Regions from separate parts of the Mus musculus genome. Here all the other regions are linked to region 1. A link is a loop called in an ENCODE intact Hi-C map of the cell type or tissue named here. Cell type or tissue: heart. All regions are shown on one strand.

What was found. Hi-C counts contacts between places; a loop is a spot of excess contacts. Peaks named below come from ENCODE experiments on the same cell type or tissue, not always from the same donor. Only the 100,000 strongest peaks of a DNase experiment are listed, where the experiment ranks them.
Region 2: it touches region 1 in a loop (2.3-fold over the local background); 2 of 42 quality-filtered maps call a loop at or near these places.
Region 3: a loop joins it to region 1, with 2.5 times the contacts of the local background. A loop is called at or near these places in 2 of 42 quality-filtered maps.

Annotation. Positions count from the first base shown.
Region 1 is chr3:87,764,880-87,772,879 of GRCm38, forward strand. It overlaps Pear1 (platelet endothelial aggregation receptor 1), which reads right to left and starts at 4,074. Exons shown (of 25, transcript NM_152799.2): 1 at 3,999-4,074. In heart, CTCF peaks have their summits at 4,284 (motif pointing left) and 5,584 (motif pointing right); DNase peaks (open chromatin) are centred at 382, 1,212, 3,102, 4,162 and 2 weaker places; H3K4me3 peaks cover 2,451 bases; H3K27ac peaks cover 4,096 bases; H3K27me3 peaks cover 4,394 bases.
Region 2 is chr3:87,965,542-87,973,541 of GRCm38, forward strand. Nes (nestin) reads left to right here and starts at 5,552. Exons shown (of 4, transcript NM_016701.3): 1 at 5,552-6,447; 2 at 7,451-7,575. The coding sequence starts at 5,662. It overlaps Gm32518 (a long non-coding RNA gene), which reads left to right. Exons shown (of 3, transcript XR_375786.3): 3 at 152-185. It also overlaps the pseudogene Gm3745. In heart, a CTCF peak has its summit at 4,726 (motif pointing right); DNase peaks (open chromatin) are centred at 4,920, 5,550 and 6,210; H3K4me3 peaks cover 3,322 bases; H3K27ac peaks cover 2,642 bases; H3K27me3 peaks cover 747 bases.
Region 3 is chr3:87,983,442-87,991,441 of GRCm38, forward strand. Bcan (brevican) reads right to left here. Exons shown (of 14, transcript NM_007529.2): 9 at 7,234-7,341; 10 at 6,699-6,857; 11 at 5,727-5,809; 12 at 5,252-5,396; 13 at 4,831-5,021; 14 at 4,090-4,526. The coding sequence ends at 4,431. Among named protein-coding and RNA genes, the nearest start is that of Bcan, 13 kb to the right of the region's middle. In heart, a CTCF peak has its summit at 3,700 (motif pointing left); DNase peaks (open chromatin) are centred at 2,620, 3,640 and 4,310; H3K4me3 peaks cover 2,877 bases; H3K27ac peaks cover 4,616 bases; H3K27me3 peaks cover 2,863 bases.

The DNA of each region.
Region 1 (8,000 bases):
CTCTCAGTCTAGAGAGTCTAGTCCTGTCCCTGTCACAAGCTATGTGGCTTTGGTCATGTCACTTGAGCCCTCTGAGCTCGGTTCTGAGGTGGGCTCTTTAGTTTCTGTCTCTCTTTGCTTTTTCTTGAGTTGCCTTTATCGCTGAGCCAGGCTCATGTAGTCCTTCCCAGCCAGGAGTGAGACCCCAACCCAGACCTCCACATTCTCCCCACAGCAGAGCTAGCACTGCCAGCCTTGACCACCCAGTGGCACCTCACACCACAAAGTCTTCATGAGCACATTCAAACACGGGGCCCCTCCTTCATTCACCCAGCTGAACCAGGCTCCGGCACGCCAGGCATGTCTGCCGGATGGAGGGGCCGGAAGCCTGAGAGAGGCTGACTAGAGGCTGGGGCAGAGCAGGGTGAGAGGCTGGCCCGCTGCTGGCTCAGGAAGCGGAGGCCAGAGGGTCTACCATAGGCCTTGTTTACTCATCAGGAAATAGAGAACCAGCAGGGTTCTGACTCAGATCTAAGCCAGTCTCCGCCCCAGCTCCAGCCCTGACTGCCACCTGGGGAGAGGTGGCCCCTTTCACTAATAAGGGGATAGGACGATCTTTGTAAAACGTGTTGCCCAAGGGCTGTGTCTGGCCACCAGATTGAGACAAGTCTGGAGAATAGCTACCCCACTAGCCTGCCTGCCTTACCACCACCCAGACATTACCTTCAGAAAGTACAATTCTGGCAGGGCAAGATGACTTTTACCTTTAATCCCAACACTCAGGAGGCTGAGATAGGAGGATAATTCATTCCAGGACAGCCTGGGCTACATACAGAGAATTTTTTTTTTCACAAAGTGCAGTTCTGCTCTGGCTCCTGCTTGCTTCCACCATCTTCTGTGGACCCCCATTACAGGAAAGGCCAGTAACACCCATCTGGCCCTGTGACATTCACTGAAGCCAAGGGTCCCACATGCCTCTCACTGTGCAGCTGCCTCTGCTCAAGCCTCCTCAGAATGTCTGGTCCCTCTCAGCCTTCGAGACCAGACTCAACCAAGAAACTCCCCAAACTCAAGCCTCACCTTCCCTCCCTGCCCTCTAGGCTTAAAAAGGCAAGCCCCCCCCCCCAATGGCTCTGTCTGTTACCTATAGCTCTACTCAGAAGCCGGCTCCAAGTGGGACGCTCCCCCCGACACAGGGAAATGACCCAGCCAGTCAGTAGCCTTGTGCCTCCTCTGGGAACAAGCAGAGCTAACTTCGGCCACTCCAGGGCTGAGAGCAGAACACTGCTGTCTAGGGAGGGGCTGAGGGACAGCCTTCTATGGCAGCTACACTCCCTAGCCTGTGCTCTCAGTCTCTGTGAGACCCACCCTGTGCATCACTCTCCAACACTGGCATAGTCCAAGGTTTCCTTGAAGACCATCCCTGGGACACAGGGCTCTTTCACTGGTCTAGGCTTGCTTGGTGGTGCTAGGAATGGAGCTCTGGACCTTGACCACCTAGCTGGCTTGTAACGCTTATCAACAACTGTCTGCCACCATGTCAGACTTGCCTTGGGCAAGGCTCTTCACCACACATCTGGTACCAGCCAGCACCCACAGCAGCTGTGTGGCAGGGACAGGTGGACACACTGAACTGAGTGTAATGGCTGTGGTCCTTTCTTCTGCTCCCCATCAGACCTCCCAAAGCCCCAGACACAGTGCAGAGTGACTGGTAAAAACAAAGGTGGAGGGCTGGAGAGATGGCTCCGTGGTTAAGAGCACTGACTGCTTGCTCTTCCAGAGGTTCTGAGTTCAATTCCCAGCAACCGCATGGTGGCTCACAACCATCTGTTATGGGATCTGATGCCCTTTTCTGGTGTGTCTGAAGACAGTGACAGTGTACTCACATAAAATAAATAAATCTTAAAAAAGAAAGAAAGAAAAAGAAAAAAGGCGGAATGCAGAAAGACTAAGCACAAACTGAAAGATGGCTCTCCACCTGTCATGCTGGCCTGGATCAGGACCTCCTCAGGATCGCCCTCCACCTTCCCAGCTGGTGACTGGGATAAGGGGCCAGTTCTTACAGCGGTCTGAACGGAGGACAGACATGCAAGGCTCCGAGTCACCTAGCAGGAAGCAGGTGTGGAGCAGATGTGAGTCCTCATCCTGCCCCCTCGGGCCTGGGACAGTGCCCATCATGGTCCACAAATCCTCCCAAACACAGGGACTGAGTCCCAGATGCAACCACAGGAAGGGAGAGGTGCCCACACTCACGGTCCTGCTTGCAGGTCACTCTCAGGCGACATGCAGGTGTGTAACATGAGGGAAACACAGGGAGGGCTAGCCTTTTCCTCCTCTTAGCGATTACACCACTAGGTGGGTATTTTGCCCTAGGTGGGTATTTTGCCATTCTTCATACAAGCTACAGCACAGCAGGGGTTCAGACCAGGCCTCAGGCAGACTCTGTGTGCCCTTCCTTCCACCCTCATGGCCTCTCCTCGACCTGGCATCTTTGTTCTCAAGCTCCATATGCACAGTTCTCTCCCCAGGCCTTGTTTTGCCAAGTCTGTGTGTCTGCATTGGCCTGCGTCTGTGTTTATGTCTGTCCATCCTCTCTCCTCCTGCCTTTCTGCTAGCTCCCCCCACCCCACCCCACACGCTGGCTGCCCCACAGGGCAGGTACCAGGAGCCATCATCCTGTTCCAAGCTGGAGTTTCCTCAGAGAAGCCACATACAGTGGCTGTGGCAACTATCTTTCTCTGGGTTTCTCGCTGGTGGAGCAGGCTGCCTGGGGAGGGTTTCCTCTTCTGGGTTGTCTGATAGGGCATGTTGGAATGGAGTGGAGAAGCAGAAGCCAACCCTCCCACTTCACCCTTCACTGAGAAGAAAAAGGCAAGCCAGGGAGGGGGCAGGTTTTGGAAGAGCAGCCAAGCAGGGTAGGCTGGCAGGTGGGAGGCCAGCCCACACCCATCTCACCCATGCACACACAGCCAGAGGTAGGGCACTGTACTGTGGGCTGGAGTTGGGTTTGGAGAACAGCCTCCAACCCCCTAGGCCTAGCATAGGCAGGGGTTGAGAACTGACCCCTTATCCGGCCCTGCCTAGAGCTAAGGCCTGGCTGAGCCTGGGAACTTCAACCAGCACACGCTGTTCCAGTCTCCGGGGACCAGGGGTCACCGTCCCCAGCTGGGGCAGCAGGCTCTACTAAAAGTCCAAAACAAGGAGTCACGAGTCCGTGGCTAGAGGCTGGAAACAGGGATGCGAAGTGAGGGAGGCCTTGCTGGATGGAGCTTGGGTTCCCGGGCCCCAGGGCTCACACTATCAGCCTGGCTATGGGCCCACATCATCCAGGAAAAAGAAAAACAAACAAAAAAACAACAATAAACAAGCCTCAGAGACTGTAGGTGCCTATGGCTGACCTCTCCCCTACAAGATGGGAAAGGACACGCAAATCCAATCTCTTCCCTGGGCAGGGGTAGGGGGCAACACTATGAACACTAAACAGGGTCTTTCTCCGCGAGACATAGGAGGAGACAGGCAGGCAACTGTGTTTTGTTGGTCCTCCCAGAAAGAAGAAATTGGGGGATAGAGGGAAGACAAGGTTTAGGGTTGCTTTTCAGGGCTTCGGTACCACCACCATGGTTCTACACTAGCAAACAGCACACTGGAATCCAGGAGACTTGCAGGCTGCCTTCCTCAGGGCGAGAAGAGAGCTCTCCCAGGCTGGTCCCCATCCTAGCTCCTTATCCTCAGAGCTACGCAGCTTTCTTTTTCTACTTAGTTAGGTCTCCCTCTCCCTCTCTGCTCGCTCTCTTCTTTCTCTCCTCTCTCTCTCTCTTTTCACTTAGGCGGCTTTCTCTACTTAGATCTCACTTTCTTCTCTTCCCCTAACTCTCTCCTTTCTCCTTTCTCTTCTCTTTCCACTTAGACGGAACACACACACACACACACACAGGAGTCCCCACTCCATCTCCTCCTTTCCTCTCTTCAGGTTTCAGCCCAGCGGTCTCGGGCTCCAGAGCCCAGGGCAGGTCACTCACCTGCCTCGGGGCTCGGAGCTCGGAGCTCAGAGCGGCGTGTTGTACCGACGGGTCCTGCTGGCCGACAGAGCTGGCTGCGCGGGCAGGAAGGGGGTGGGCCTCCGCCCGCGCCCAGGCAGGAAGTCCGCGCGGGGAGGCTGGAGCCCGGCCGGGTGGGGTCAGCCCTCCGCACGCCTGTCTGCGAAGTGGACGGGGAGAGCCGCCCAACCTGACAGCCCCGGCTCCCGGCGTCGCGGTCCACCCGACGCCCCTCTTTCCTGCCCGGCGGCGCCCCCTGGCGGCCTTCAGGGGAGGGGCACCCTGCCTGCGCGGTCAGATCTTTGGGACCTTTGCAAGAGTTGAAGCAGGATTCTGCTACATAAAGAAAGCAGATCTTGCTCATCAGCTTGCTCCGAAGAACTCAGCGACCTACCACAGTCAGGTCTCAGAACAAAGACAACTTGGGCCTGGGGGAGTGTGGCTTATGCTGCAGGCCCTAGGTTGAATTCTAAACAGCAGGGACACCTTTATTTAAGAGTGATTGACATATAATAAAAATAAGCCCACTTGGCTTGATGAATAATGTTCCAAAACTTTATCGTGGCAAAACATACACAATATAAAACACATCCTTTCAACAAATGTTAAGTATACAGTTCGGTGGCATAAAGTATTTCACATATACGAAACCTTTGCTACTGTCAATTTCCAGAGCTTTCTCCTCATCCCAAACTGAAACTCAGTCTGCATCCCCTGGCCCTGGTAGCCATCGTGAAGTTAGGCTATATGTACCTCAGCTCCGGCCTCCGACCTTCCACATCTAGCTTATTCTACTTAGCATGCTGTTTCATTGGCTTAGACAAATGTGTTCATCCCAATAAAAGTGTGGTTTAAAATGTCCCTCTCTGGGGATGGAGAGATGGCTCAGGGAGGGGTCGAGGGGGTGTAACGCGCTTGCCACCAAGCCTGATGACCTGAGGTTGAACCCAGGGACCCACATGGTAGAAGGTGAGAATCAAATCCCAAAACTTGTCATCTATGCCCACAACAGTGCCATAGCATGGTACATATTCCCTCCCCTGCAACAGAAGTCAATCTAATGTTTTAAAGTCCATCTCCCCCAGTGTACCTACTCTAGGCTACAGTAAGGACGCAGATTCCGTCCTCACCCCTAGCCCAAACCCCACGAAAGTTTTGATTTGCTTTCTGTAGTTTATATTTCTAGAATATCCGTGTAAATGTCATCATAGAGTATGTACTCACGTATGTCCATCTTCTTCCCCTCACCATAAAGTTTCTGGGCCGTTGGGTGTTCTCTACTACAGCAGGTGACAGCACTGGGCTATTCAAGAACAGGATTGCTGTGTCCTGACAATTCCTGATTCTTGGATATTGTGGTTCCAAGCTGTTTGTGTATAATACTTACTAATATTGTGTATAATACTGATATATAATAATTACTAATATTATTATTATTATAATCCAGGTGAGAGACAGGCAATGCTGTTTAACAGTTGTTCTGATGATAAACTGGGCAGAGCTCAGGTGCAGTGGATGGCAACAGTGTTTCAGAGAAGGAAATACGAAGTTGGACTGCGGTACCATAAAATGTCCAGCAGAGGGCAGTAAAAACCAACGCAAGGTCAGGCGGCATAAGACCCATCATTTTTGAAGCCTTGGAAATTACCTGATCTTTCTCATTTAAATGACCAATGAGGGCAACTGAGGTGCAGAAAGAAAGTGAGACATATGTGTGGCTCCACTTGTGCTCAGATGTTCTGCTCCATGTTCTTTTTTTTTTCTGGGATTGCATTCTGCCCTACGGCCCACATCCCATTCCTGCTAAGAAAGTTTAACACTTGAGTCCCAGAAATAGTTTCTTCTACTGTTTTGCTAAACAGTCACATCAGATTGCCTTCTAAATAGCCACATTATTACAATATTAGCGATTCCTCCAGCCTTCATCAGAAAAGCTGCTACCTCTTTCTCCTCTGCCTCCTCCTCCTCCTCTTCCTTTTCCTGTCCCTCAGCTAAAGCAACCTTTATTTAATATCATCCATGAGCCTTTTCCTGTCCCTCAGTTAAAGCAATCTTTATTTAATATCATCCGTGAGGATGAACACTGGCCAGGTCCACACCCAGAATTCCCAGAGAATAGCTCAGGGAAGCTTCATATAGCAGCAGGCATGGGTGAACGCAGAAACATGTAACCAAAGTGCAGAGAATTAGTAATGGTGACGTATCATCCCAACTGGGACAGCTATAGCATCCCCTCCAAGGCTGAGAGACCACTGCAGGGGGAAGGCAGAAAGAGTCCACAGCAAAAAGATGTCTCTGGACACGTGAACTCAGCATTTCCTGGGGTCCTGCTCCTCCTAAGGGGACAGTGGACTGTGGTGTAAACATTGCTAAGCTACCCTTGCTCCACTGAGTAACCTCTCACCCACACGCAGGCAAATAATTAACTAAATGCAGTGGGCCATGAACAGGAAGACATGTCAGTCGAGAGGGACTGCTTCCTTCAGGAAGAAGAGTGCTGATAGGAGAGGGAGGGAGGGAGGGAGATGAAGGAGGGAAATAGGGAGGGAAACGTGACTAAAATTCGTCATGTAAGTGAATATATGTGTAATGTATTCATAATAAAATAATTATATAAAATTCATTACATACTATATAATTCATTATATACAAGTCATTATATATGTGTATGTGTATATATGCATGTACATACATACATGGGCGGGTTGAACACCTGCACCTCTCCCCACCCCCATCTGTTACTCCAGACCTCTCGGTCCTCTATCTGGCAGGATGGATGCTAAGGACTGTGACACCTGGAGCTGTCCTCTGACCTCCCCATGTGCACTCACACTGACAGTAGCATGCGTTCATTCATGTACACACACACACACCAATGACAACCCCTTGCACAGAGTAGTTTACGGCATGTAATGCGTGTGGTGATGGTGGGTATTAAAGACAGGGGTATCAGAGCCAAATCTTGCAAGAACCTCTTAGGTCACAGTAAAGCTACTGGCTTTTGCTCTGTGTGGGATGAAAAGCCATTGGAATAGCTTGCCCAGAGGCAGGGCGGGATCCCATACAAGGACTATGGCTGTGTTGGCAGACTGTAGGGAGAAGAGGAACCTGGAGGCAGGGGACGAAGCTGCTGTTCTGACCCAAGGGGCTCAGGGAAGTGGCCGAGGAGCCAGTGAAAGCCTGGTTCCCACCCTCAGTGGGAATGGTCTTACAAGAAGCCCTAGAGGCGTCTCCCTAGCAGGAAGGTTGCTCAGAGCATCGCAGCTCCCAGAGGAGGCTCCCTGACCAAGCACAGAGAGGATGCTATGTGTGGAGACCAGACCTTCTCGCTCCTCTCACTCAGCTCAGCTCCCAGGGATGAGCATCAACCTTCCTAGCACACAGCTCTGTGTTTCCAGAGGCCCAGAGAGGTGACAGCAAACACAAGAACAGAGAGAGGACCTGGGATATCCAGCTTGCCCAGTAGGCACTGGCCAGCCTGGCCTTACACGGAGCAGGGAGTGGGACTCAGGAAAGATGTGGGAGGATGTATGCGGCTGGCTCACTCTCTTTTCCAGCCCATTCCTCATAAACATCTGGCTACAACTGAGGGTGGGCAGATTAAGCTTGGCCCTTGCAGATACATGCCACTAATTCCCCTCCTGCTCCTGAGGTTCATACACCAGGACCCCCAAATGTCCACTTTTCAGTCTACACCCCGCCCCTTCATGCACACTTTAGGCTTCCAGGTTCTTGTGCCCAAGATGGTCACTGTTCTGCGTGTGCTCACAGGGTCCAGCCCCTCCTGTCCCCGCTCTGCTTCTGCCTCCTGCCAGCTTGCCTGGCACTCAGACCCTCATCTCCAGCCCTCCACTCTTGCTGTAATCACAGCTCAGCCCAGCACACCCCCTGCATGAATAATTGGGGCTGATTTAGGGGCTATCAGGGGAAGGGGGGCTAATGGAGCTTGGGGGCACCCTCATGATGAGGGGAAGGCTGAAAGGC
Region 2 (8,000 bases), 200 kb after region 1:
CCTCTACCTGCAAGTGTTGGGATTAGAAGCATGGGCCACTGTGGTGGTTTGAATATGCTTGGCCCAGAGAGTAGCACTATTACAAGGTATGGTCTTGTTGGAGAAGTGTGTCATTGTAGGAGTAGGCTTTGAGACCCTCCCCTTTTCCTAGCTGCCTGGAAGACAGTCTGCTCCTGGCTTTCCTTTGGATGAAGATGCAGAACTCTCAGCAACTCCTGCACTGCCATCTTCCCTGCCTTGATGATAATGGACTGAACCTCTGAATCTGTAAGCCAGCCCCTATTAAATGTTGTCCTTAATAAGAGTTGCCTTGGCCATGGGGTCTCTTAACAGCAACGGAAACCCTGATGGCCACCATGCCTCTAGGATTTTATTGTGGTTTTTTGTTTTGTTTTGTTTTGTTTTTTTGTTTTGTTTTTTTGTTTTTGTTTTTTGTTTTGTTTTGATTTTTGTTTTTTTTTAAAGATTTATTTGTTTTATGTATATGAGTATACTATAGTTGTCTTCAGACACACCAGAAGAGAGCATCAGACCCCATTACAGATGGTTGTGAGCCACCATGTTGTTGCTGGGAATTGAACTCAAGACCTCTGGAAGAGCAGTCAGTGCTCCTAACTGCTGAGCCATCTCTCTAGCCATGTTGACCTCTTGTACTCCTGACTGAACCCTTTGTGTACTGGGATTACAGATGTAATGCCAGGCCTAGCTCATTTCTCTCCTATTTTGTCAAGATCTCTTGTTTTTTGTTTTTTTTTTTTTTTCATGAATGTAGATCTGATAAACATGGTTTCTACTCGATTCACGGCTAAAATAAAAACATTCAGCATGGTCGAGTGCTTGCCTAGCATGCATGAATCACTAGGTTTAGGCCCCAGCACCGGTAAATGAAACACCATACCCTACCCACTTTCAGTCGTCAGGGAAAAGGACAGGCCTCTTCCTGGGTTGCCCAGAGAGGCCTTGGCTTGCTTAGGGATCTCTGTCACTGTTTTTTTCTGTCTTGTTGTCTCTTCTCTCTCTGTCTCTATCTTTTGTTGCTTTTCTCTGTCTCTGTTTTTGGGCCTCTGTCTCTCTGTCCTACTTTTCTTGGTCCTGCCTGTAGCTCTGTCTCTCTCTATCTCCACTCCTCTCTGTTGTCTCTATCTCTCTGTGTCTCTTGCTCCAAATGGCTGCTGATCTGTTTTGCACTTACCTAGTGTAGTGGCATGTGGCCCATATGCTGTATGCTGTGGTCTTAGGAGATAATAATAACAACAACAATAACAACAGTGCTGGTGAGATGGCTCAGCGGTTAAGAGCACTGACTGCTCTTCTGAAGGTCCTGAGTTCAAATCCCAGCAACCACATGGTGGCTCACAACCACCCACAGTGAGATCTGACACCCTCTTCTGGCACATCTGAAGACAGCTACAGTGTACTAATGTATAATAATAAATAAATCTTTTAAAAAAAAGAGTACTCGCTGCTCTTAAAACAAACAAACAAACCAATAACAGCAACAACCACAACACTGCAGCTGAAGTCTCACAGATTCCTCAAAGCCAAGAATACAGCTCAAAGATTACTTGTCCAGTATTCATGGTGTCCTGGGGTCCATCTGTAACCAATGCAGCCCCCAAAGGTTGAGAGAGGGTTCCCTGTAGGTATAAATTTTTTGCAACCTACTTTTAATAAGGGTTCTATCCCTACCACCCAGCAAAGGTAGTAGAAGAGAAAAGTTATTAGGCTATGGTGGAAGTGGACCTGTTCAGCAATAGTTCTTTGGGAACAAGCTCGATTTGCTTTGACAGCAGTTCATTCCCATAGCAAACACCAAATACGACTCAGCAGCTGCAGACCAGTCCTCTAGGCAGGCAGACACCATGCATGAACCAGCAGCTACAGTCCAGTTCTCTCAGCAAGCAGACACCAGGCAGCTGTAGTTCAATCCTGAAGAAACTGCCAGGCTTACCAGCCTGCCTGAGGTGAGGCTGCAGAAGCAGCAAGCTGCCTCGGGAACCTTGAGAGCAGTGCTTGGGTGAGTTTCTCTCGGTGGCAGCATTATCACAAGGTGAGCCCAACAACACTATATATGATGAATCAATACATGTGTGCCTTTAGCGAAGAATATCAAGGTGGAGCAAACAAAACTCAGTGCTCGTCTCTTATTGCCTGTGGGGTCATATTTATACTCCTTCATCAAGAGTCCTCTCATGTGTTTGCTATATCCAAACATCCTCTCACCTGTGTCTGCTTCAGGAAAACAGCCTCTCACGTGTTTGCTTTAGTAAGACATGCTTTCACCTGTGTGCTCCAGTCAAACATTTGACATCACTAACTTATTCAGGGCTATTGAGATGGAAGGGGCGAATTCAGAGCCACAGCCCTGTGCAAGGCACCGCAGTCTCTCTAGAACACGATCAGTGCTCAAGGAACTCTGCTGAGAAGGACAGAGAAGGGCCACTTATCCTCTTTCCACTGGAGACCTCAGTGCCCGAGGAACATTTGCATGATCCACAGTAGCAAGTATGTAACAGGCATACAAGCCAAATACTGATAATCATAAAGACATTTATGTTAGAGCAAATCTCTGGTATACAGATGATTTTTCCATTTTTAAAAGATAAAAGAAGGGGTGGGGGAGTCTGGGGAGAACGTTCAGAAGTGGCACCTCACGAGGGGAAGGAAAAGAGGGAAGAACAGGTCACCAGCCTTGGACCTCAGGTGACTGAAGGAGAGAATGTATTTGTTGCCTGTCAGACCTTTGCGTCCTTCAGTGACACCCTTGTCCATGTTACTGATCTTTCTGGCAAGGAAACCGTCTGCCGTGTGACTGGCAGGATGAAGGTAAAGGCTGCCTGAGATGAGTCCTCTCCGTATGCAGCCATGTTGGCTGCCCAGGATGTTGCCCAGAGGTGCAAGGGGCTGGGCATCACCACCCTGTGTATCAAACTCCGGGCCACAGGAGGAAACAGGACCAAGACCCCAGGACCTGGAGCCCAGTCAGCCCTCAGAGCTCTGGGATGAGGATTGGGCAGATAGAAGTTGTCATCCCCATCCCCTCTGACAGCACTGGAAGGAAGAGGGTCATCATGGTTGTCATCTGTGAACAGGACTTCTCAAATTATTTTCTGTTAATGAATTGCTTTGTGTAAGCTAAAAAAAAAAAAAAAGATGAAAGGAGATTTCCCTGCGAATGGGAAGGATTGCTTGCTTATTGTTTTTTCGAGACAGGTTTCTCTGTGTAGCCCTGGCTGTCCTGGAACTCACTTTGTAGACCAGGCTGGCCTCGAACTCAGAGATCCACCTGCCTCCACCTGCCTCTGCCTCCCAAGTGCTGGGATTAAAGGCATGCGCCACCACTGCCTGGCCTGCTTGTTTATGCTTATGTAGAGCTGAATCTTGCCTGAACATTTGGTACTTCAGGTCCATGATGGAACACCTTCAACATTTTCAGAATTGATCCATACTTTAATTTAAAAAAATAGTTTATTGTTATTTGTGTGTGTGTGTGTGTGTGTGTGTGTGCATGGGCGTGTATATCTGTGTGTGGATGCATGCAGAGGTCAGAGGCTTTGATGTCCCTGGAGCTGCATGTGGGTGCTGGGAATGGTACTTGAGTCCTCTGGAAGAGCAGCAAGTGCTTTTGACTACTGAGCGTCTGTCTCTCCAGCCCAGATATCCTGATTTCGTAACCATCAGTGCTGAGAATGCCAATCTGTATGAACGATTCTGCCCATAGAAGTATGTTTAGGACCATTTCAGACATTTTTGGAAATTTTGTCCTAATCCCAAGTCAAAATTCACTGAACGATTTATTTATTTATTATATATAAGTACACTGTAGCTGTCTTCAGACACACCAGAAGAGGGCATCAGATCTCATTGCAGATGGTTGTGAGCCACCGTGTAGTTGCTTGGAATTGAACTGAGGACCTCTGGAAGGGTAGTCAGTGCTCTTAATTACTGAGCAGTCTTTCCAGCCCCCTATTTTTTTTTTCTTTTAAGGCAGGATCTGACTATGTAATCCTGGGTGGCCCAGAACTCATTTGCTATGTAGAGGCTGGCCTCAAACTCAGAGATTGGCTTTATTCTTTCTCTTGCGTGCTGGGGTTAAAGGGATTAAACTGGCCTCACTGAACAAAGTTTGATGAAACTCATGTCATTGACTCAAACAGCTATTTTAAAGAATTTAGATTTATTATTGTTCTTCTTATTATTGGTGTGTGTGTGTGTGTGTGTGTGTACAGGTGCACCATGCCACAGTATGCCATGTGGGAACCAGTCTCTCCTCAGCTCACTATGCGGGTCCTGAACATCACAGTAGGGAGCATGGCAACAGGCAGGCGGTTATGGCACTGGAACAGCAGCTGAGAGCTCAGGTCTCAATGTACAAGCACAAGCCTGCCCCCAGTGACACACCTCCTCCAACAAGGCCATTCCTCCCAATCCTTTTTTTTTTTTTTTTTTTTTTTTTGGATTTTTGAGACAGGGTTTCTCTGTGTAGCTCTGGCTGTCCTGGAACTCACTCTGTAGACCAGGCTGGTCTCGAACTCAGAAATCCGCCTGCCTTTGCCTCCCAAGTGCTGGGATTAAAGACATGTGCCACCACTGCCCGGCCCCAATCTTTTTAAACAGGTCCTCCACCTGGGGAGCAAGCATTCAAATATTTGAGCCTGAAATATTGGTCCCTTGTAGAAAATCTACAGCTTCATTTCTTTCTTCGCCAAACTTCATGCTTAGCCACCAGGGGGCTCTCTTGAGAGCCGCGTAACTTCTTCACTAAATGACAAGAGGGATCGAACTTCAAAGGAGAAAAACTTTCCCTTGCTAGTCTCCTTTTCCTGGTGCGGGGTAGGGTAGGGTAGGACGTCCCTCTGCGGGTACGAACTGGGCATTGTGTCTGCTAACATTAACTGGGCAGGGGTACTGGCACAGGCATTTAATCCCAGCACTGGGGAAGCTATGGCAGGAGCGTCCCTGAGACCTGCCTGATCTACATAGCCATACCAACCATCTGAAGAAAAGGGGTGGTGGTGGTGTTTACTACCCAGGCTGGTGTCAATCCTACTTCAGCCTCCGGAGCACTGGCAGACTTCCCTCAGTACCAGTGGGCTCCTCTTTCTTCGGGCAGTGTTTCTTCGCAATGTTGCCTCTCTTGGGGGTGAGTATTTACTGTTATACACAAAACACTGCACCGTCCGTTTTTCCAACAGTTCACGAGGTTTCCAACACCAAGCCATTTTATAAATGAGGAGCTGAGTCCTAGAGGATTTGAGTAAGAGTGTAGAGAAAGGAGGTCCTGGGGCCCAGTTCTGTGCATCTTAGGGTGTTCTGGGCTGTCTGGCTGTATCTCAAGCCTCTTTCGGAAAATCACCCGCACCGGACGGGATCCCCGCCAGGGCGAGGCTACAATTTGATTCTTCTCTGCTGAGCTGGGATGATGCAGGGACCCGGGCTGTGTGTTGCACTGAACTCTAAAGGGTTAAGGCCTAGGGACCGCCCCTTTTCCGCCCGGCCGGCGGGAGTATGAATACCCTCGCTTCAGCTCGCTGCTGGAATCCTCCGCTTCCGCTGGGTCACTGTCGCCGCTACTCCCTTTCTCCCCCTTAAAAGCTCCAAGGGCCACTCCCTTCTCTAGTGCTCCACGTCCGCTTGCCCTCGGGGGGCCAGACCAGCGACATGGAGGGTTGCGTCGGGGAAGAATCTTTTCAGATGTGGGAGCTCAATCGACGCCTGGAGGCCTACCTGACCCGGGTCAAGACGCTGGAGGAGCAGAACCAGCTGCTCAGTGCCGAGCTTGGGGGACTCCGGGCGCAGTCCGGGGACGCCTCCTGGCGAGCCCGAGCCGACGACGAGCTGGCAGCCCTGCGGGTCCTCGTCGATCAGCGCTGGCGGGAGAAGCACGAGGCTGAGGTGCAGCGCGACAACCTTGCCGAAGAGCTGGAGAGCGTGGCGGGCCGGTGCCAGCAGGTGCGGCTCGCCCGGGAGCGGACCATCGAGGAGGCGGCCTGCAGCCGGCGCGCGCTCGAGGCGGAGAAGAATGCGCGGGGCTGGCTGAGCACCCAGGCTGCCGAGCTGGAGCGCGAGTTAGAGGCTCTGCGAGCGTCGCACGAGGAGGAGCGCGCGCACCTGAACGCCCAGGCCGCCTGTACGCCGCGCCGACCCCCCGCGCCGGCCCACGCATCCCCCATCCGGGCCCCTGAAGTCGAGGAGCTGGCCAGGCGCCTAGGCGAAGTGTGGCGCGGGGCGGTGCGTGACTACCAGGAGCGCGTGGCTCACATGGAGAGCTCGCTGGGCCAGGCCCGCGAGCGTCTGGGCCAAGCCGTGCGGGGCGCTCGGGAGAGTCGCTTAGAGGTGCAGCAGCTGCAGGCTGATCGCGACAGCCTCCAGGAGCGCAGAGAGGCGCTGGAACAGAGATTGGAAGGCCGCTGGCAGGACCGGCTGCAGGCCACTGAAAAGTTCCAGGTGAGGAGGGTCACCAACACGCCCACCCTGTCCCTGGTAAAACCAAGCCCTAGGAGGTACTTAGGATGGCAAGAGACCTTCAGGAAAGGGGTGGGGGCAAGGACAACTGTATTCAGGAGTCCTTGCTCAGAGCAAGCACAAGTCCTAGACTTCCCTGTCCAGACAGGCAGGATGGATGGAATTCTGAGACCTCCTAGCACAGCCCCCTTGAAAGGCCCGCAGGCCAATACCCACTGTAGCTGCTCCTCACTCTTTGAATGGCAACCCCTCTCTAGGGTGACTCCCTGTGCCCTTCACTATGCAGTTGTCAATCAGAAGGTGCCCAACACATGCTCTCTCCCCACCAGAAGGTTCCTAGCAACCATAGTGAAGGAAGGCAGTGTGAGCCACCGCAGACCACCAGCCCCTCTCTGTGTCAAGGCTTCTCAGCTCCCTGAAGCGCATTCCAAAGGCCTGGGGCACCCTCCCCCTCATATTGCACAGATGTGACCAACAGCTGAGAAAACAGCCTCTTGCCTGGCCCAGACAGAAGTCCCGACGTGACCACCTGCCCACTCTTCTTGGGGGAGAAGGATTCCAGAACAAGTGGGAAGTGGAGGAACCCAGCCTGCTATGAGGAGCCGGGGGCAGTGGTGGCCCAGCTGCTTTCCTTCCAAGCCTTCTCGAGGCGACTCTTGATAAATTGCTTTTTCCTTCTGTTTCCACTTTGCCTCCTCTTCCGCTGTGTAACCCATCTCCTCTCCTTTATCCCATCTCCTCCCGTGGGAGCTAGGTTCTCAATAGCATGTGTTACCATTTAACCAGCATCCTAAGAAGAAGCCTGGTCTATCTAGGAGAGGCCTGGAGTGTTTCCTGTGCTTGTCCGGGGGTCCAGCACAGTGCTCCAGACAGGGAGAACGCAGGTAGAGGAACAGGACTCTGCCCTACAAAGATGTGAGCAGTGAAGAGAGTCATGGCCCAGAGCAGAGGCCCCTCCCACTCACTCTGCCGGCTTGCTTTGCAGCTGGCTGTGGAAGCCCTGGAGCAGGAGAAGCAGGGTCTACAGAGTCAGATCGCTCAGATCCTGGAAGGTGGGCAGCAACTGGCACACCTCAAGATGTCCCTTAGTCTGGAAGTGGCTACATACAGGTACACAGTACTGACTGTCTCCTTGGCTGAAGGGCCCCGAAACTTGACCCTGTAAAACTGTTCTATTTACGTGTATTTGTGTATAGGCCCCATGTGTCCAGGTGTCTTAAGAGCCCAGAAGACACTGGGTCCCTTGCAGCTGGAGTTATAGGCTGTGAGCAGCTCCACACTGGTGCTGTGAGCCACACCCCTGTTCTCTGCAAGGGCAGCAAGCACTCTTAACCACTGAGCCATCTGTCCAGCCCTCAGATCCACTTAAAACTTTTTATTACATGTATTTATGTAATGTTTTTGTCTGTGATGGAGGCTTATGAGTCCCAGAGATCAAAGAGGTTGTCTGGCTTGGCAGCTTGGTAGGCATAAACTTGAGCCCACCTGCTCCCAGGTTCGGGACTAGAAGAGATGGTTATGCTTAAAGAGACAAC
Region 3 (8,000 bases), 220 kb after region 1:
GATGCCAGCTGTTGCCACTTGACCCATGCTGATGCAGCTGCTGTCAACCCTGCCAGCCTCTCTGGTGGGGGGACGAAGGAATGTAGTTTCATTTCGTCTGGAATGTGCTATCTGTACTACCGGTAGAAGGGGAGCCCACCCAGCCCAGAAAACCAGAGAAGACTCTGGCCGTAGGGATAGGCCCCAAGTTTCTATTGTATGCCGTCCCACCCCATCTGTGTGTGTGGGGGGGGGCAGGGAGAGGGCTAAATTCTAGGGTGGGCTCAACAGCAGGAAGGCTGGAAGTTAGCGGTGAGTCCTCCTGAGAGGAGGGAGAAGAGCCTGAACTACCCTGGTTCAGGTAGTGAAGAAAGGTTGCCAGCAGCTGTCTCTGAGCCCAGGAGCCACCTTAGGACCACACTAGAGCATGAAGCTGCCATAGAGCTGTGGGCACCGCTTGGTTCAGGGGCAGAGGAGCCGAGGCGTGAAGCCTCCAGCAGTTTGCTTTGGTACGCAAAGGAACCAGTGCTTCTTCTTCTAGCTTCCCCTGCTTTCTCCACCCTGAACCCTCTCACACCACCTCCTAACTCAACATCTGCCAGCAGGTCAGGAATAGTAAACCTGCCTCTAGCCTCAGCCCTCTCCAGCCCTGGTGCCCAGGGGCTCCTCCTGCCACCCCATAATCTAACGACCATTCTGTATGCCCTATCCCAAAAGGATGGGGCCCAGTTGTCTGAACCCCAGGTCCTGGCACTTCTTCTTCCCTTTCAGAGTCCCCTTTAATCATGGACCTCCCTCCTCACCCTTACAACTCAGCTGCGGTTCCATAAATAAACTGAGGCAGGTGCCAGGAGGCCTCTGTCGAGGAACCCCCACCCTGCAGCTGTGGGATCAGCTGCTCACAATCTGTTGGCCTTAGGCCCCAAAGGGGTGCCTCCTCAGGAGACTTTGGCTAGCTCTGAAATCCCCCTGATTTCTCTGGGGCCCTGTGTTCCCACTAATGGACCTCACTCAGCACAAAATGATCCCTTTGACTTTCCCTTCTCTTGCCTCTCTCCCCTCCCACCAGGCATCCAGAATGGCTCTGCCTCTCCAGGATGGCTATGAGTTCCAGACACCTTAGAGGGAACTTCAGCTGACTCTAATGGGGGAAACTGAGGCACAGAGTAACATATCTTAGTCAATAATGTAGTGTCTCCAGATGCCTCTTGGGGTCAGCAGAACATGGGCCAGGGAGCTTTGGGCTGTCTTTCATTGAGTATTGTCTTAGTCAGGGTTTCTATTCCTGCACAAACATCATGACCACGAAGCAAGTTGGGGAGGAAAGGGTTTATTCAGCTCACACTTCCACACTGCTGTTTATCACCAAGGAAGTCAGGACTGGAACTCAAGCAGGTCAGGAAACAGGAGCTGATGCAGAGGCCATGGAGGAGTGTTACTTACTGGCTTGCTTCCCATGGCTTGCTCAGCTTGCTTTCTTATAGAACCCAGGACTACCAGCCCAGAGATGGCACCACCCACAAGGGGATCTCCCCCCTTGATCACTACTTGAGAAAATGCCTTACAGCTGGATCTCGTGGAGGCATTTCCCCAACTGAAGCTCCTTTCTCTGTGATAACTCCAGCTTGTGTCAAGTTGACACACAAAACCAGCCAGTACAAGTATTAAATATGAGTAGTATTTAATTCCAGTCTTAAGTGGTCAGAAGCCTTCTCTCTGTTAACAATCCACTTAAACACCAAGGCATCTGGGTAGCCTGAGACTCAGGGTCCACCCACTTAGCCTATCACTTGAGCCACTGGCCCAGTGGGAGAGCATTCACATCCTATCTGCCTCTTTCCTAGCCTTTCCTCATTTTCTGTCCATGAACTTTTCAGTTCTTCTGCCCAGGAGGAAGCTAGCTATTTTTGCAGCAAGCCAAATAGAAGGCAGACATCAGGAAGGACCTCCGTTTGGGAAAGGGAGAGCCAGTTGCATCAGGCTCTGAGAGAGGGGGCACCTACGCAGGCACTCTGGTCAGGATCTGACTACAGAGCCTGAAAAAGATCTCTGACAAGGAGGTGAATTTTTAGAAGTCTTCGGGAACTGCTAAGTCACTGTGGACACTAGGACAATGGGACCCTTTCTCTCTCCACGCAGGAGTCAGGCCGACAGACAGGGCCTCCCGGCTGGGACAAAGGCCCCAAGTGAAGTCAGGCAGTGTTGTGGGAGGCAAGGGTATGGTGAAGAACTGGGAGGTGGAATGTGTCAGAGCATCCAGAGGCAGCAGGAACCTGGCAGAAGGCCAAATCACAGGCTCCTAAGCGCCGTGCCCCCTGGGCAACGCTCAAGCTGCTACCTATTGCCCTGGGTGGGTCTCTCTTTTCCAATACCTCTTAAATCCGGGGAACAAGACATCCTGATGGGGACCCCACTCAACTCATATGTGGAGGAGGCTGAGAGTCAGGGCACACAGTCAGGGTCCCAACAGTGACAGCTGGCAGCCGTGGCCGAGGTGTGGCCCTACTCCAAGTCTCCAAAGAGGTGTGCTGGTGCTCTATGTGTGACTCCCGAGGCACTGGCTAGCTACTGTCCATTCAGGGCACTGCTGAGTTATTCCAGGACACCCCCTTCCCTCTTCCTCCCCTCCCCCCCCCCCTTCCCCAGGAAGCTCAACAAGCCAGGAGGAGGTTTCCTGTTTGCTGCCCTGCCAGAGAGGCCCAGCAGGTGAGGGAGGACTCTGATTCTAGTCTCCCATCCACTTCTGGGACTCTCCTTACCCACAGAACAGAGAAGATGGTGGACCTGTGCCAAGTGGGAGGTTTGATGATGAAAATCTTGGAGAAAGGGCCGGGAATCCCAGTTTGCCACAAATTCACCATGCTACATAGAAATCATCCACCCACCGTGCTCCACCCACCGTGAGTTCTGAACCCAAAAGACAGACTCTGGCTCTTCTCTAGCCTGCTCCTTTTCGGGATCCATCATCCTGGGTCTTCATCCACTTACAGTTCCAGCTAAATGCCCCGACAACCCCCAGAACGCATTGAATGGGCAACTATGAGCCGATACAGGATAAAGCAGGGTCCACTCTTCCCTGTAGATCCTTAAGAACCAGTTTGTACTCTCTGCTTATTCTGGGTTGGCTGTGTGGGCAGGCAGATGAGCCCCGGGGCTGGAGGAAGGAGGATGATGATGGAGGTGGTGAGGTCTGAGAAATCCGTGCTTTCTTAGGGAAGAAGGGCCAGCAGAGTCTCAGGTCCTCAGCGCTACCTTCCCAAGCCTCTGTCTGGGACTCAGTGTCTTTTGCCATTTGTTTTTGTTCTTGTCGCCTGGCTTTTAGAAAAGGACTAAGAATGGCCAGGTGGGTTAATGGGTATAAGGCATGCGTCCTCGTGGCCCTCAATGCTGATTGAACCAGGTGTGAGGATATGCAGCCATCATTTGCCTTCCCTCAGGATGGGACTCCAGCCAATTAAAGGAGCTCTGGCTGGTTCAGGCACTGGTCATCCACTTCCTAGCTTGCGGTGACCTCATCGCTTCAGCCTCCGCTGACTCAGCCGAGACCAGCCCAGTCTTGTCAGCCGGAAGTCCTGCATTCCCCCCCGCACAACTTTCTGCCCCGCACGCCTACCAGGTCTGCCCCGCAAGTCAGAAAGACCGCGACTCCCCCTGGTGGCCTCCTGGCTCCTCTCTGGTCCGGATCTACTTCGCCCTCTAGAGCTACATAACTGTATCTGCAGCGCCCTCTACTGGTCACAGCCTGTGAGCCCCTTGGCGTGGCGGAGGACCCCTTAGCTTGTTTTTAATATCCTCTGCCTCCTTCTCTGTTTGTCGCTGCCCAACCTTCCCTTCAGCACTGCAGGAACGGAGGCACTCTCAGGAGCTCAAAATGAGGCCACCAGGGGTCCCCCTCTCCCCAGACCCAATTCTTCATTCGGTTGGTGATCTGATGCAGGCAGTGGTGAATCCTCGCCGGCTAGGCAACCATTTTACGCCAGGCATTGCTCTATTCTTCAAGTTCTTGGTGATTTTTCTGACCTTTTGCAAGGTAATAATCGCAGCGGGACCTACCTTTGGAGGGTCTGCCTAACACTGTCTGAATGTCCACATGTACACAGAAGCATCAAACTTTGGGTTCAGACAACTTTATTTCCACCTGGTTTTGCTGGTACTCCATCCTAAAAACTCTTTGAAAATCAAGAACGAATAGCACAGTGTCCCCTAACGAAATCGAGGGACAAGGAGGCAGCTGACATGAGAGGGCAGTTGAGGCACTTAGGGACTTACCGGGTAAAACCTGAGGCCCTTGTGTGAGGGGGCGGAGCCACCCAAGTGTTTCCCAGAAACCCCTTCGAGCGCTGTCCTCTGAATTTCAGTCCCACCCCTCTCACGTCACCCCCTATCATGGGGAAGAGCACTGGCAGTTGATGTGAGAGGGTCCTGCTGGGGGCAGCAGTCTTCCAGGCTCCCTAGAGACTGGAGGGCGGTGTCAACGGTGCCTTCCTGTGCCTCGAGAGCTGTCCCCGTGGTCCTTCTGGGGCGTCCATGGAGCGCAGAGCACGGCCCTATGGAAGACAAACACACCCATCCTCTGCACGGCGCTCCTCCTTAATAACCTGGGTCATTGCTGCTTAACCCCTGCCCTTTTCAAAATACTTGCTCTGCCCTTAGGAGCCCAAGTGTGGTTGCAGGTTCTCAGCCATCTGCACCCACGAGGTCTCCAGAGCTCCAGCCTATTTCCTTCTCTTAGCCTCAGCGAGAGGCAGTGGTCACTCCAAGCTCAGTCAGTGAATGGCAGGCATAATGGGTCTTTGAGCCTAGGGCTGCCAAGTAGCTGGTGCCCCCTACCTGTTTCCTCCTGTCACTTACAGGCCTCCGGGGTACACAGGAAATCTGAGGGGCCTCCCAAAGCCCATTCTCCTGGCAGCGGATCAACGGCAGGTTGCGCTGAGCCAGCCCGTCTCGGCATCGATATCGAAGCACAGTATCCACCGCGTAGCGCAGCCGAGGGCGACCAAATATTTGAGCCAGGGGTAGCTGTGGTGGAGGCCCACAGGACACTGCAAGGGGTACACATTTAGAAGCTGGGAGCCTGGCTTTGTGGATGATGGCTCCCAGAAACTTGACGGGGAGGAAAGGCATGGCCACAGTTGACCAAAAAAAAAGGGGGTCAGTGTGGTGTGTCAACCCCCCCACAGTCTGGGGTACACCCTGACAGGCTCTTCTGGGTAGCTTTGCTCTCCTCTCACTCGTGGCAGTCCCGGCCACCCTTTCCCTCGGCAGCCCTCACCAAGCCCCATCTTGCAGGTGTAGGATAGATGGTAGTTGCAGGGCACATCACTCCACTGTCCCTGGTCATGCCACACCATGACCACACAGTTCTCCCCAGACAGGAAGTAGCTGTCAGGCTGCCCAGGGTTCCAGTTTTCATAGAGCTGGGAAGGGGGAGTGGAGGAGGTGGTGAGACGCTTGAACCCCATAAGTACCAGGGGAAATGCCCCCAGAAAACTGGAGGGAGGACTTGGGGGGTATCCCAGGATATGGAGGGGCAGGGACTGGTGACTGGGACAGGCAGGGAGGGGGAATAAGAGAACAGGGGCTCTCCAGGAAGGAGACAAGAGCCAGAGAGGAGAAGCATGCGGAAAGAAAGGGTCCAGGGGAAAGGGGAACGAAACAGCCAGAAAGGGAGGAAGAGGCAGTGACGGTTACTGAGGGCAGAAAGGCCCAAGAAGTGACCTAGACTACAGTGCAGTGACAGTCCTCACCAGAGGGGCACCATCTGACCACAAGAAGTCACCCTCGATGGTCCTGTCATTGAGCCCAATCCACTGGTACTCCCGGTATCGATCTAGAGAGAAAAGCCAGAGGTGCAGTGAGCAGGAAGCCCAGTATTTCTGGGCCAGTGATGACCTGTTGGGGAGTCCATCCAAAAACCTCCCCAAATCTTGCTGGTTTGTGGCTGTTGGCTCAGACCTAGCCTCTTCTGCTGGGAAAGCAGCCAAAGATGGACGGCGTTCACCCACCTTTTCTGTCTTTCTCCCCCCCCCCCCCCCAGGGAAGACAATCAGATTTGCTATCATAAAGGCTCTCCCTAAATTCTCTTCTTTTGAAAGCTTTGAATTTTTGTTGTATGTATTTCACATACATTTGTGTCTGTGCACCACTTGTGTGCATCGTCCTCAGAGGCCAGAAGGCATCAGAGGGGCAACCCGGAACGGGAATTACAGATGGTTGTGAGCTGTCATGTGGGTGCTGGAAATTGAACCCTGGGCCCTTCAAAAGAGCAGCCAGTGCTCTTAACCGCGGAGCCATCTCTCTAGCCTGTCTCCCTATTTTCGTAAGTAACCTTCACATCCATGGCGCAAGGACATGCAGGTGGAGAATAGCACTTTGGAAGGGAAAGAAGAGGAGCAAACCTTGCTACCACAGAGTTAGGGAAACAGTTGCATCCGGGAAAGCAGGGAGACACACACACACACACACACACACACACACACACACACACACACACCCCACCCCCGCAGCCTAGGCAGCCCCGCAAATGTCGGACACCATGGGCCCAATCTCCCCACAACAGGTCTCCGGGTGAGTGAGAGGTAAAAGATGAGGGAAGGGGAAAGGGGTGTGAGAGAGGAAAGAGGGAGAGAGAGGGAGGAGTGAAGAGGCGTGAGTGAGGAAGCTGTGGGTGAGGAGTGGGTTTGGCCTGGAGCATGCGCAGGAAGTCAGGCCCCACCCACCGTTGACAAAGTCTTGCTCCTCAGGGGTGCAGATGCTGGTCAGATGAGCACCTAGCGCTCGGCACTGACTTTCTGCCTCCTCCCAACTCCTTCGTGTGGAAAAGTGCTTGTAGCAGGCTCCCTGGAAGGCCTCCCAGCCAGGGCTGCAGAAATGAAGGCCTGGAGCACAGGGAAGGAAGCGGGTGGGCTGCCAGGTCTTAGATTGGCTTCTTTAGCCAGCTGCTTAGCAGCAGGAGGGGAGGACTCAGAGCCACTCAAGTGCAGCCAGGAGGCCTGAGCCTAGAGGGCTCTTGGGCAGTGGCTAGGTCAGCTGGCTCTCCACCCCTGGCCTGTGCAGTCCTCCATGCTGGAGAAGATGTCCTCCTCCCCGCTCTGGAGACAGAACAGTGACAGGAAGGTTGAGACTAGCTATGTAACTTGCCTGAAGTCATTCATGGCAAGGCCCAAACCAGTGACCTCCCTCCACCTCAGAAACTAGCATATTGGGGTAGGCTCCAGGCTTTGGACCTGCCCCCACGTCCTTCCACAAACTCACCAACATCGCACAGGTCCCCCCCATAGCCTGGCAAACATAGGCAGCGGAAACCCTCCTTCTCCTCCAAGCATGTCCCACCATTGTGGCAGGGGCTGGGGATACAGTCACCTGACAGGGGAGAGAAGCGAGGTGGAGGAGCCTAAGGGTGAGCTCTCCAGGGGAGGGTCCCGGGCCCCCCAGCCCAGACATCTTCCAGACCAGGAAGGTAAGCAGTTCTGCCTGGAGCTGGCCATCACTCCAGTCCATCCCCGAGTTCAGAGGGCCTGTCCTCACTCTCACCTCCCAGTTCCTGACTGGCTCAGACTGCCACCAGTGTGAGCCCTGAGCAGCCAGCGGGAAGAGGCCAAGGAAGGGAAGAAGCCCAGGGCTGTGGATTATGAGACCTGAATTCCTGCCAGCCTCAGGCAGCCTTCTCCAGCCTTCTTCCTGGGCCCCGCCTAGGTACTGGAGGAGCTGTCAGCATCCACTCCATTTCTGGTCCAGATGACCAGAGACAATGGCTCCTTTAACCAACAGAGCAGACTAGGTCCCTCAGACTACTCCCCAGCAGTGGCTGCTGAGAACACAGCCCACATGCCAGTGGTAGCAGCAGGGGAGGAGGAAGGAGAAGCTGGGCTGATTAAATTTGCTGGAGTGCCCCAGCTATAATTGGTACACTGACCAAGCAGTCTTTTGAACATCCCTCCGCTAACATCTATCATGTCGAGCATCCCTCTGCTAACAGTTTTTCAAGTAGGGTGAAGGTTGTTGGTCTCAGGTGCTGAGGG